Linked DNA regions of Homo sapiens: region 1 is linked to region 2. A link is a contact called in ENCODE Hi-C data. All regions are on one chromosome and are shown on one strand. The core of a region is the stretch at or near the end of the contact, and the rest is flanking DNA. Distances in the headings are between cores, read along the strand shown.

Region 1 (6,375 bases), core at 1,760-4,259, 4.6 Mb before region 2:
TCAGGTGATAGGTGCACCAAAACTCTCAGAAATCAGTACTACAGAGCTTATTCCTATAGAAACCACCTGTACCCCCAAAACCATTGAAATAAAATTAAACAGTTTCTTTTGCTAGTTTGGTAGATGAAACATAGAATATAGTTTATTTTGCATTTCTTTGATTACTAGTGAGGTTGAGCATTAAAAAAGAATTACTTGAGTTTTATATTTCTTTTGGGACTTATATATTCATGTCCTTTTATTCTTGTTGGTTAGTAAGAGATCTTGATATGTTAAGTACATTAAACCTTTGTCTGACATACATTACAGATATCTTTTTCCCAGGATGTCATTTTTTTTTAATTATTATACTTTAAGTTTCGGGATACATGGGGCAGGTTTGTTACATAGGTATACATGTGCCATGGTGGTTTGCTGCACCCATCAACCCGTCATCTACATTAGGTATTTTATACAGTCAAATCAATCTCATCCTTTTTAAGTTCTTCCAATTCTTTTATATTTAGAAGGTCCTTCTCTATCTTTAGATCAATTAGTCACTTGTATTTTTTCTGGTTTCTGGTTTTGTGTTTTACACTTTTTTTTTCTTCAGGAAACAAGGTGACAGTCTATTTTCCCATGGTTAAGCATATTTCCTTCACTACTAATTGAGTATGTTTCTTCCCCACTAATTTATAATGTCACCTTCATTACCTAAGGAATTCTTATATTATGTGGGTATGTTTATGAGTTTTATAATCTCTTTTATTGTCTATTGGTTTTGGTGATAGTACCACACTTTTTTTTGATTACCTCTATTTATTCATCAAGAATCATCACACTCTCCTCCAGGAAGCCTCCTTAATTCTTCCAAAATGGTATGATTGCTCCCTTCACTCTCTGTCTTTCACCTTTGTCATGTTTAAAAATCTGCCTTGGCCAGGCGCGGTGGCTCACGCCTGCAATCCCAGTACTTTGGGAGGCTGAGGCGGGAGGATCACCTGAGGTCGGGAGTTCCAGACCTGCCTGACCAACATGCAGAAACCCCGTCTCTGCTAAAAATACAAAATTAGCAGGGCGTGGTGGCACATGCCTGTAATCCTAGCTACTCTGGAGGCTGGCCTTAGGCAGGAAAATCACTTGAATCCGGCAGGTGGAGGTTGCAGTGAGCTGAGATGGCTCCACTGCACTCCAGCCTGGGCAACAAGACCAAAACTCTGTCTCAAAAAAAAAAAAAAAAAAAAAATCTTCCTTGAAGCTGGGCGCAGTGGCTCATGCCTGTAATCCCAGCACTTTGGGAGTCCGAGGCGGGCAGACCATTTGAAGTCAGGATTTTAAGACCAGCCTGGCCAACATGGTGTAAACCCCAATTCTGTTAAAAATACGAAAATTAGCCAGGTGTGGTGGCACTGGCCTGTAATCCCAGCTACTCCAGAGGCTGAGGCAGGAGAATCACTAAAGCCTGGAAAGCGGAGGTTGCGGTGAGCCGAGGTCATGCCACTGCACTCCAGCCTGGGGAAAACTCCAGCCTGGGGGAAAGAGTGAGACCCTGTCCAAAAACAAAACAAAATAAAACAACCAAAAAAAAAAAAAACTGCCTTGTATCATTGTTAACAGGGTTGATCTTATCCAATTACATTCTTGAGTATAGGGAACAGGTGCACAATACCTATTCATTAAAATTAGATTAGTGGGATTTCCTTTAAAAGGTAGTGATGATGGCAGAACAGCTCTAGTTTGAGAAAAAACGAAAATAGGCAATTCTCTCATTTGTTCAACAAACATGGCTGCGCCGTCCAATATGAAAAGATTATAACTGTAAGTGAACCCTACTGTACCCTAGGGATCTCACCACTTGGGGAAAGAGATATGTAAATATATGCGATTAAATAGTGTGACTAAGAAGCATAAAATAAGTATGCACAAAGAAGAAAGGAAAAAACTATTGAGTAGTGGGTAGTGTTTCAAAGTAGTGGACATACAAGTATGAGCCGGGTTCATGGGGTTTCTTAAATGCCAAAGGAACTTGTAATTATTCTAAATGACAACGTGCACAATTTACATTAATGTATTCTTCATTCTGGCCAGGGGTGGTGGCTCACACCTGTAATCCCAAAACTTTGGGAGGCTGAGGTGGGAAGATTGCTTGAGCCAGGAGTTTGAGACCAGCCTGGCTAACATGGTGAAACCCTGTTTCTATTAAAAATACGAAAATTAGCCAGGTGTGGTGGCGCTGGCCTGTAATCCCAGCTACTAGGGAGGTTGAGGCAGGAAAATCGTTTGAACTCGGGAGGTGGAGGCTGCAGTGGGCCGAGATCTCACCACTGCACTCCAGTCTGGGCGACAGAGCGAGACTCCGTCTCAAAAAAAAAGAAAAAAAAAAGATAACTTTTTAAGGAAGGTTAATGCAGTTTGGGCCAGGGGCTCTACTTATTAGTTGCAGGGCTAACACAGACCCGGGAGAACTAGAACGGGATACAGGTGAGAGTTAACCGGTGGTGTGTGATGTGATGAAAACTAGGCAATGGGAAGGAGATCAACCTTTACCCGTCAGTCTTCTAATCTCAGCAAATCACTTCCATGAGTTGGTGTAGAAGGTGTCAGGGCTGACTAGGGTCCCTGCTGTGAGTGTGGGCACAACTCCAGGCACTTCCCCATCTCCCAGCCGGCCCAGCGAGGTGCCTGGAGAGCCCAGGCCAGATGTTCTGGCCAGGGCTGACGTCACGTTTGCATGACGTCACCAGCGCTGACGAACCACACAGAGAGGGGCCTGTCAGCTCACCTCAGAGCGCAGGCAACTTCTTAGAGCGGGGAACTGGCCGCCTCCTATTCTACCTTGACGGTCCGAATAGTCAGAGCTACAGGAGCCGAAGCGCCGAAGGAGCTCAGCAACCGCTACCTCCCTCTTTCCTTGGCCCTTATCCGCGTCTTCTCTAAGGCCCAGGAGCGGTCCCGGCAGCGGCGCGCTCACGAGTCCGCCGGTGGAGGCGGTCACGCGCACGCACGCTTGTGCGCAAGCCCGTTCCCTCAGAACCCGGAAGTGCGAGGCCGAGGAGAGCCACGTGGGTCGAGCTGGGGCGCAGCTCGCATGGGGGAGTCTATCCCGCTGGCCGCCCCGGTCCCGGTGGAACAGGCGGTGCTGGAGACGTTCTTCTCTCACCTGGGTATCTTCTCTTACGACAAGGCTAAGGACAATGTGGAGAAGGAACGAGAGGCCAACAAGAGCGCGGGGGGCAGCTGGCTGTCGCTGCTGGCGGCCTTGGCGCACCTGGCCGCGGCCGAGAAGGTCTATCACAGCCTCACCTACCTGGGGCAGAAACTAGGTACCTCCGCCCCGCCCCCCGAGCCCCTTGAGGAGGAAGTAAAGGGGGTATATTCCCCAGTCGGCAGTGGCTTGGGTTTCCCGTCTCTGTGTCACTTCTAGTCGCAGGCTCGACTCGGCATTCCCAGATCTCCTCCCACCGTTCCTTTCCTTCCCTGGGCTTCCACAAGCCCCGCCCACCGGCCTGCGCTGCTGATAGATTGGCGAACTGGGTAGATGCTCTTTGCAGGGCTGTGACCCAAACCGAAGGGTTTGCCCTTTTGCCTCGTGCATGGATTGATGCCATAAATGAGAAGTTAACCAAACTATGTCTTCATTGTTTTAATTAGTGACGCTGCAGCCAGAAGAGCAAAACTTTGCAAAACAACCTAGTTCTATTACTGAACACTGTTGTGTGGCCTCTTAAGGTTAAGGCCCGAGAGTCACATTTAGAGTCCTACCCCGTCTTCATAGTCCCCCAATACATATTTAATGACTAAAGTAATAAATGAATATTGGGCAGGAAAGGCAAGAAATATGCCTAACACTAGCAAGAAGAGACTTAAGGGGAAAATGGTAAACACTCTTAGCACTTCATGTACATCTTGCCTCTGAAATAAGATTCAAGAGCTGATTCAACTGATTTTTACTAGTAGAAGCAATAAGTATAAGTAGATGAGAAGGAAATAATAGATGTAAAAGGCATGGAATATGCATACAAAATAATATTACTGCTTAATTATGACAAATAAATATATTTGAATCCTAGGGGTTTCAGAGTCAGTACTTTGACCTGTTTTAGACTCTTCAATTTTCAGAAGCGTGAGGTCTGATGTGAATGAAGGACACGTATATAAAATACAGAGAATAGAAATGTAAAATTGGTGTAGATTTCATTTTGATCCACCCCCCCCCGTTCCCTAACCAGCCCCCTACTTTCCTTATATTGCCTGAAGGTGACCATGTACATCTTATTGAGCTTTCAGTAAACACTCAAGAGACAGGGCTTCCTGAGTTCGTAATTGCTGTAGCAAGTATGTTGATTTATACATACTTATTTAGTATGCTAATTTATTAGCAAAAACTGGTCAGATAGTTTCACCTTATTTTTTTCCTCCCCTTTTTACAATGGCATTTCTCACAAATTTGCAGTTGCTGCTATGGTGTTATTATTCCCCTTTCTATAGATTAGCAAATTATATATGCAGTTATGTTGGGTAGATGATAGAGTCGAAACCAAAATATCTGCCCTTGTACTCTCAGATTGAGTTTGCATTCATATAACTTATTAAAAATGTGTATGAAAATTATAATTTATGTATAATATATACAGATATATGTTTTTTATATATGTGAAAATGGGGTGGATTCTAGCTGTAATACTGAAGGTAGGTAATATTTAGGCAGTTTCAGTTGTTTTTAGACTCCCCCACCTCAAAGAATGGTGACTGATTCAAGTGCCATGATTCTTTGCTTTTTTTTTTTATTAACTTATCCATGGAAATTTGATGAAAGCTGTGTACTTACTCTCCAGAAAAATATATATGTACATATAATTTTGCGTATAACCTGAGTGGGTTCAGTTGAATTTTCTAAAGTCTATTTATTGACTCCATTTAAAAAAATCTGCTACTCTAGTTTTAAGTTGAATGAGCCAGGTTTTTACGTAAACAGAACTGGCTGCCCTGTGTGTAAGAATGTGTGTATAAGATCTTCACTGTCTCTGACTTGGGTTCTGTAAAGTGGTCCTCAATGTGTAAATTGATTAGTTCTGCTTGAACCCCAGCTGGCATGGGTGAGCATGAGGACTATGCCTTGAAACTGACCTATACAACATTTGGTGCTGTGAAACATGCCCAGGCACTGTTACGTTCCTAGGTGGGCTCCTCATTTCTGAGTAAATATTCTGAAAATGGTATATTTAATGCTTCATAACTTATTTACACGTACAGTAAACATAAGTTCCAGAATTTAAATTTTATCTTTGCACATTTTTTTGGGTACTGGAGTGTATATGATATCAGTGTGCTTACAATACGACTACACAATTACCCGGTTTACTATTTTCTTAAAAACTTCAGGAGAAAACTTTCGTGTTGCCATTTAAAACATTCCCATGTTCTCCAACTACTTTGCTCATTAGAACATTTATATAGTTTTCTTTAGAAAGCAAAACAAAAAGTTTATGCGTGCGTTTAAAAAATTTAAAACAATTCTGAAAAGTTTTTTTAGCCTTACTGAGATATAATTGACAAATAAAACTATATATATTTAAGATGTACAACTTGATGTTTTGATGTATATGTAAATTGTGAAATAATCACCACAATCAAGCTACTTAGTATATCCATCACCTTACATAGTTATCTTCCTTCCTTCCTTCTTTCTTTCATGTGTATATTGTGAGAATACTTAAGATCTACTCTCTTAGCAAATTTCAAGTAAAAAGGGAGTCTTTTTTTACCTCTCTTATGGATGGTATTTATTTGAGGCCTTAGCAGTGAATCCTGATTAAAGAAGCAAGCAGGGCCTTTAGACAAAGGATAGACCTTGACAGGGAGCTTTCTTTTCCTGTCTTGACCCTGTTACTGAAAAACTTCGAGTAGGGCCCTTATCTTGGTTCCTTCTCTTTCCTTTAAGAGAGAATAATACCTGTTTGGGGAAGGATCAGTGATTAAAATATGCTGACTCAATGCCTGTGGAGAATTTTAGAAGGTCATACTTTTCTTCCCTTTGTTTCATTACTGGAGAGTTTCCTCAACCTTGGGTTGCTGAAATTTAGCATAGTAGAAAATGACTTAACTTGAGAACTGATGTTTAAAAAGTATTATTAGCAAGAAGTTGGAGAATAAAATGCCCAAGATGTTTTACACGTTCCTTCAATACACTTAAAATTTCATGACATGAGATGAACTTGAAATCTTGAGAAATTATGAGCATTTATAACTAGAGCCTTCTAAAAATCATTCAAAGTAATCATATTTTTTAAATTAAAAATATTGAAAAGAGAAAGAAGTTGGATGTTTCTGATTCCTTGTTTTCCAGCATGAAGAAAGGTCAGTCCCCGCTGGATATTCCAAACCAAGATAGTGAAC
Region 2 (6,883 bases), core at 2,847-5,346:
TTACAACCAATATACAAAATTGGTTACTATTCTATTTTTACACATGAAGAAACCGAGACTTAAAGAGGTCTAGCAACTTGTCTTTGTTGATAAGTGGCAAAGCTAAAATCAAAACCCAGACAGGCTGGACTTCAGAGCCCCTCGTCTGCCCTGTCCTGTCCCAAGCAGCAGCTCCACAGAGGTTCCAAGATGAATCAGATATACCATCTACTCTCAAAGACCATGTAGCCCAGGAAGAGAGATAGGATGCCTTCCCAAATAATTGTAATTCAAGGTAAAATATAAGAATCAGCCTAAGAGAAGCCCAGATCAAGTTACGAAGTAGTTCAGATGAACACAGATTACTTCAAGATGTGGAAAACAGGAGGGTACTTTTTATTTGGGATGAGTTGAAGGGAGGAGGGGAACAAAGGGCAATAACAGAATGTAATTATTCTTTGCCGCATGCCATTCTATTTATCAGGCACAGTATAAAACAGCTTATATTTGTTATCGTCTTTGGTGTTCAGAACAACAATACAAGTACTACCACAACATTGCATAAGACAAAGCCAGCCAGTGGCTTAACTAAAATTTAAATCCAGTGCCCCTGCATTATGGTCTGCCCTTTTAATTTCTTCCTTCTTTTTTTTTCCTGGTCCACCTTGAGTAGGTCACTCTTTGATGTTTGCACTTCATGGGCACCTTTTGCTAATTTGTCAAACCAAAGAGAATATTTTCCTATTCTGCATAAATGAGCATCATAAACTAGATGATTAGATGCAAGACAAGGAAAAGGAATCCTCAAAAGAGCCTCAACTATTGTGTTCTCAGGGCAGAGTTCATGCTGGATTTCCTGCCAGATTCAGTGTTGAAGGCGGGAGACACTTGGACTTGCTAATTTTTATTTCCTCCTCTTCCTCCTTCCCTCTAGTTCTGCTTCCCTCCCTCTTTCCTTCTTTCTATAATCAGTTGTTCTGAACCATGACATGCCAGACACTGTACTGGGCTATGGAGAAAACAACAGGTAAGGTCTTTGCTCTTATTTAGCTTCATGCAAGGCAGAAGCTATATGACACAGTGGTTAAAGCCAAACAGATCGCATCGGTGCTTGCCCCAGCTCAACCACTTACTAACTGTACCAGCTGAATAAGCTATGAAACTTTCTGGGCATAAATTCTTTTTTCTGTAAATATGGATATGGACAGATCCACCTCAAATGGTTGCTACATGCTATCAGACAGTAGTAGCACAGTGCCTGGAATATGGTGAGCATTACAGAGTTGTCATTATAGTTATTATATACTACAGTTACTTTATACTCTTAGGAGTGAGTGGATTGGTTTGCCCAAGGTGTAGTAGAAACTGCAACTCAAACTCTTCTCTCAAATAATGGAAATCAATTCATTGACAAAGATAATCTTCAGAGAAGGATCATCCTGCCCTCATAACATGAAGAAAAATCCTTCATTACCTGTTTTTATTCATTAAGGATCACTATTAATGGACAAAAAATGGGCTGAATACAGGTTCCTGAGAAAAGACATTCTTCTCAAATTTGCCTTTTAGCAGATCTTACCAACATTTCTTACAACTGTGGAGTTCCTTTCAAGTTACTTGGATATATGTTTCTTCCATCAAGAGGAGAAAAAAAATGGACTAAAAGGCAAATGGGATACAAGAAAGATTAACCTGAATGACTGACTATATGAGAACTTCTTGAAAGCAGAATTACAGCCTCATTCATCTTGGCAACCCTGGTAGGGTGTCTAGACTGATTATAGGGGCTCAAATATAGCCCGTCTGTATTCTAGGTACTTACCACACACTTCATTCTTCCCAATATCACTTCAGAGTGGGTACCACCAATCTCATTTTATAGACAAGAAAAAGGTAAAGCCCAGATTGTTAAACAATTACTCAACCTTACAAAAGTGCAGAACCAATCTGTTCTAAAGTTAATTCCCTTTTTCCATGTGAATGTCTCAAAAATGTTTGGTGGATGAATACAGAATTAAAAGCAAATTCTGGAGATGCCTTTTATTTCAGATCCGTGATCCAGGAATATGACTCCAGACAAGGGAGGTTTATTTAGGTAATGTTGCTCTCCTTCCCTTTAAAAGAGCTCAAAGCCAAAAATATAAGCCAGACATTATCAAAGAGCAAATGAATGTCTAGAAATAAACTGAGCATTTATAGAAGGATACACTAATTTGAACATCGGGAAACAGATGTTAAAATTTCAGATCACTTATTATTCAAACATGCCTTGGGGGGAAAAAAGTAATATGTAACTGCAAACTGTTGTTGTATTTGCAAAAAATAGTTTCTGAGTTTGTAAGTTGTTACACAATACACTGAGTTTCTTACGGTTGTAATCTTTCCTTTCCACTGAGATCATTCAGTCCCTCACTTGGATTGCTTTAAATGTAATCTGCTCAGTCAGAAGTAGAACCTGGAGTTAGGATTGCTTCACCAGAGCTAAATATTAGTCACTTTGCTCAACCCTCATTTGCCCTCTGCTGTCCCCACCCAACTCTCATTTTTCAGCCACACTCCACCAAATGCATACTTAGTGCTTGTGGTTCCAGTAACACAACACATTCAAGCTAACCTGTCTGTGGAAAGTTTGCAACCCTCTGAGTTCAGACTGGGGTTAGCCATGAAGCATGGGGTGACAGGAAATGGCATCCAGTAGTCACTCTTTCCTCTGGGTCCAGTCTTTTTCCCATCACTTTCATCATTGTCCGCTATTTTATTCCTCTGCCGCATCTCCTTTGGGACCCAAGAGGGAAGGAGGACACGAAATAATACAGGAAAGGAAATCAAAAAACAATTGTAGAGAAACCACTCCTCGTTTCCTCTTCTATGTCTCGTGTGTGTGTGTGTGTGTGTGTGTGTGTGTGTGTGTGTGTGTGTGTGTAAAATTTTAATTTCCCTGGAATTGGAACTACAGAAGTCCCTCCTCAGCCCTACCGGGAAAGTGGCACTGGGCACGACCGCCCTTTCCAAGGCAGTCTGCAATCCTTTTCGCGGAAGTAGAGGAGAAAAGGGGGTGGAGAAGGGCGCCGCGATGCAGCATCCGCTGAGAAAACAGGCAGTTCGCACGTGAGCGGGCTCGCAGCCTGTGGCGCCACCTGACCGGGCCTGGCGCCCCCAATGTGGTGCAGTGGCCCAGCAAGACCAGAAGGCTCAGGCCCTCCTGAACCCTTGCCAAGTCAGAGGTCCCTTTCTGCCTGGGCTCAGGCCTCGCCCGCATATAGTTTTCCATCTGCTTCCACCCCTGCCATCCTTCCTGGGGACCAAAAATGAAGAAAGACAACCCCCCCATCCCCCGGTATTTCGTCTTCCCCTCACAGCCTCTTCCTGTCCTGATCATCTGCTCAAAGAGAAGACGTTCTCTCCACACACTCCACCCCCGCCTCCACCTTCTGCGGCAATGAAGCCACGCCACCCTAGGGGGCTCGGGGGCCGGATGCTGGCGGGGCGCGCACTAGAGACACGCCGCACTGGAAGCAGCCCTCGGAGTCCCGTGAGCCAGGGAGACTGGGGTGCACCGCGCCACGCTGAGTCTCGGTGTAAAAGCCGAGAGCGTGAGCACCTCCTGGCCGAAAGCACGCGAGGCGCTCCTTGCCCAGGACCCCGCGCGCCCCCTCAGTTCCCGGGCAGCTGTCGGCGCGCACTGGCTGACGCGAGCTCTGCTCCCGCGGCCGCTTCGGGATTTTTTTGTCTATATAAGGGCTCGCTGGCCAACTCTGCGTTGGCACGTTTGTCACAGGCTGGCCATTATTTGCACACACGCGTGCGGCTCCGCGGGCAGCTCGGGTCGCAGACGCAGGCTCGCCCTCCTCTTAGCCGGCACCTCCTCCTCCTCCTCCTCCTCTCCCCTCCCTCCCCAGCTGTACTTACTTTATCTGGTCTCTGGCGCAGGGTGGGCGCTGCAGCCCTCCGTTCCCAGCAAACCGCAGCCGATTCGCCTCGCTGTCAACGGGTGAATGGAATTATTTATTTATTTATGGCCCCTGACGTGTCCTCGCCCGCCACAGCCAGCGGAGAAGGAGGCGGTGGCGGGAAGGGGAGGCGCGGCTGCTGAACGCCCTTGTGGGTGCGGAGGAGCGCGCGCCAGGGGTGGGGGCCGGACAGGCTGCGGTGGAGGCCGGCCCGGGGGGTGGTGGGGGGGAGCCGCCTCCCGGTGCCTGGAGACCGACTGAGCATGCTCCAAGCGGCTGTCAAAGCTATAGGCACTTTCTCTATCGCTCGGGGCACTCCACTTCGGATTTTAGTTTTGACCAAGGAAGAAAGCCAAAAGGCAGGTAGATCTGTCTTTCCAGATGGGTCGTAACTTGCTGTATCCGAAGTACTCTGTAGCCTGACCTAGAAGACAGATGTGCGGTAGCTCTGTGCAACCCAAGCATGGGAGAGGAAAGCATGCAAAAAAAGAAGAGTCTGGCCGAATGCAGGGAGAATAGGAGATCCTCATTGTGAGCTTGCAGGGAAAGTGTTGAGCCATTTTTCAACTGAGGCCTTTTTGGGAGAAAGAGGTAGGGCACTGTTGGAGATTAGACTCACCAACCAAATCACTTCACGGAAAAAAATATAATTGACACCATAGGAGGAAGGACATAGAAAACAGCACCAAAAAACATTAAAAATAAGAAGGATTTTTTTTCAAATCATTTATAATTCCTTTCATTTTTAATTTCTCAAATTACTTAGTTCTTCAAACCAGCATTTAGTTATTTGACAACGAATAGTGCTAGAGATAATGGTAATTCTGCTGTCATTGGTTTGGTCTCTTCCCCTGTCTAAAATGTGCTTCTTGGTAAAACTGGAAAGAGGAAGGGCTGGAAGAGAACATTTAAGTAACCCCATAGATTGGGTTTCTTTAATATCTTTAAGTTAAATTGCCACTTTAGAGAAAAAGAAACTATCCAAAAGAATAATTGTAGGTTTTGGCTTGACAAGTCCTATTGCAGTTTGTCTACCAGTTTAGCTAGCTTTCTCCTCCTTGATTTCACAATCATTTTAAGGTGTGTTCTATGATTCTTCACATTTTACGAATTTATAAAAAGAGTTAAGTCATTTGGGTAAATTCACATTGTCTTTGCCACAGCTAGTCTGTTGTAATGGACGAAATTTGAATTTCAATTTCTGTAGCTATGAAATAAAAGTAATATCAATCGTGTTGATTTCATAAGATTTAAGTGAAATAATATACATGAAGTGGCTGGTAGGCATAATACAAGATGAAAAAATAATCGTGATTAATAACATCAAAATTACTGGAAGATAATTTTATTGAAAGAATGATATTTGAAAATGAAAAAAAGGCAGAAAATTACAGAAAGGATTTTATATTTTTAAGCTAAAAATGCTTAAATAGACATTTGTATAAGACATAATAGGCCTTTGATAATGATGAAATGTCTAGCAGTGACTATAAACACTTCATTTAATTAAAAAAAGTTAAACATTTAAAAGAAACAACATAAAGGCACATTTCAAGGTCATAGTCTTGAGTGTTTGCTATTGATATTTTTCCTGCTCATTCATCACTTTTATTTCCTGTCAAAGAAGAGGAAGAAGAAAGACCATATGCTTTCTGAATTTTGATCCTATTCTCCCTTTTCCTTCTCTTTGATTTTTCTTTTTTGTTGTTTTTTTCTTATAGTCCCATGTTCTTGACCTGTTTAACCTATTGCTGAATGCCAAACATCACTACTTATAGCATGATATCGTAACCTTCTTTTTAAGTCTTGTTTTTTCAACAATTAAAACTCTGGATCTAATTTACCTACTGTCACAGAGTTAGTATTTGGGAACTCATTTCTAAATTGCTTTGTTGTGATAGCTAGGTATGTTATGTAAAATTTGATTGGACTAGAAAGGTATCTGAAAGGAGGGAGAATCAGCTAAGAATAAATTCAGCCAGTTTATCCTATGACTTACAGTTTAATATTGTTAAGAAATTGAGAAAAAAATACAATTTAGGGAAAAAATAAGCCATATGATTAGAACTTGGAATGCTCTGGTAAAATGTTTGCCTTGATTTATATTCATAAGCTGAAATAACAGTGGGAAAAACAAATAGCAATACACTTAGCATTCTAGCAACTCATATTCCACAGATGAGCAAACTGTGAATACGTACATCACATATATACTCATGAAGTCCACATGTCTTTTACTATATACCCACATCCTTGTGGTTTAGGTTCTTTCTCCCTTCTTCATTCCTCAGTCATACACAATCTTCTCACATTTTTCTGTCTTTTATCATTCACTGCCCTCTTTTCCATATCAAACTTGTCTAAACCTTTTTTCCTCCTTTAATGCCCAGCAAATATATCATCACTTCTATAGCATTTTAAGGATTCTTTGTTAACAAATAAGGGTTAAGTTCATCTTTCTCTGTGATCCTGCCCATAGAAAATGATTTAGGCCTCTATCTGGGGCATTTTGTTTCAGCTTCACATATGACTATATTATAATATGATTTTTGTTTCTGTAGCCCCAATATATTAGGCTATTTGAAAGTAGAGATGACATTTTATTCATCTCTGGGATTGTCACAGGCATTTGAACCAGAGTGACTCCATCTTGAGTAAGGCCTGGGTAAAATGAGGCTGAGACTTATTGGGCTGCATTCCCAGGAGATTAAGGCATTCTTAGTCACAGAATAAGATAGGAGGTTGGCACAAGATACAGGTCATAAAGACCATGCTGATAAAACAGGCGGCAGTAAAGAAGCCAGCTAAAACCCACCAAAACCAAAATGGAGACGAAAGTGACCTCTGGTCCTCCTCACTCCTCATTATGTGCTAATTACAATGCATTAGCATGCTAAAAGACATTCCCACCAGTGCCATGACAGTTTACAAATGCCATGGTAAGGTCAGGAAGT

The links. Hi-C counts contacts between places; a loop is a spot of excess contacts on that map. Pooled maps may share reads with other maps.
Region 1: a map of B cell shows a loop between it and region 2 (19-fold over the local background). The contact joins the promoter of KICS2 here to the promoter of SLC16A7 in region 2. A Hi-C loop is called at or near these places in 5 of 168 maps with a recorded cell type or tissue (B cell, CD8-positive, alpha-beta T cell, OCI-LY7 and 1 more), 2 of 37 single-sample maps with no recorded cell type and 11 of 50 pooled maps.

What each region holds. Positions count from the first base shown.
Region 1 is chr12:64,218,930-64,225,304 of GRCh38, reverse strand. It overlaps KICS2 (KICSTOR subunit 2), which reads left to right and starts at 3,009. Exons shown (of 3, transcript NM_152440.5): 1 at 3,009-3,302. The coding sequence starts at 3,068. LOC124902952 (a long non-coding RNA gene) reads right to left here and starts at 2,956. Exons shown (of 2, transcript XR_007063347.1): 1 at 2,762-2,956. RefSeq lists enhancers at 2,556-2,615, 2,696-2,885, 3,036-3,125, 2,607-3,201, 3,236-3,295 and 1 more.
Region 2 is chr12:59,593,242-59,600,124 of GRCh38, reverse strand. It overlaps SLC16A7 (solute carrier family 16 member 7), which reads right to left and starts at 4,096. Exons shown (of 6, transcript NM_001270623.2): 1 at 3,889-4,096. RefSeq lists enhancers at 3,288-3,437, 3,488-3,627 and a silencer at 4,098-4,167.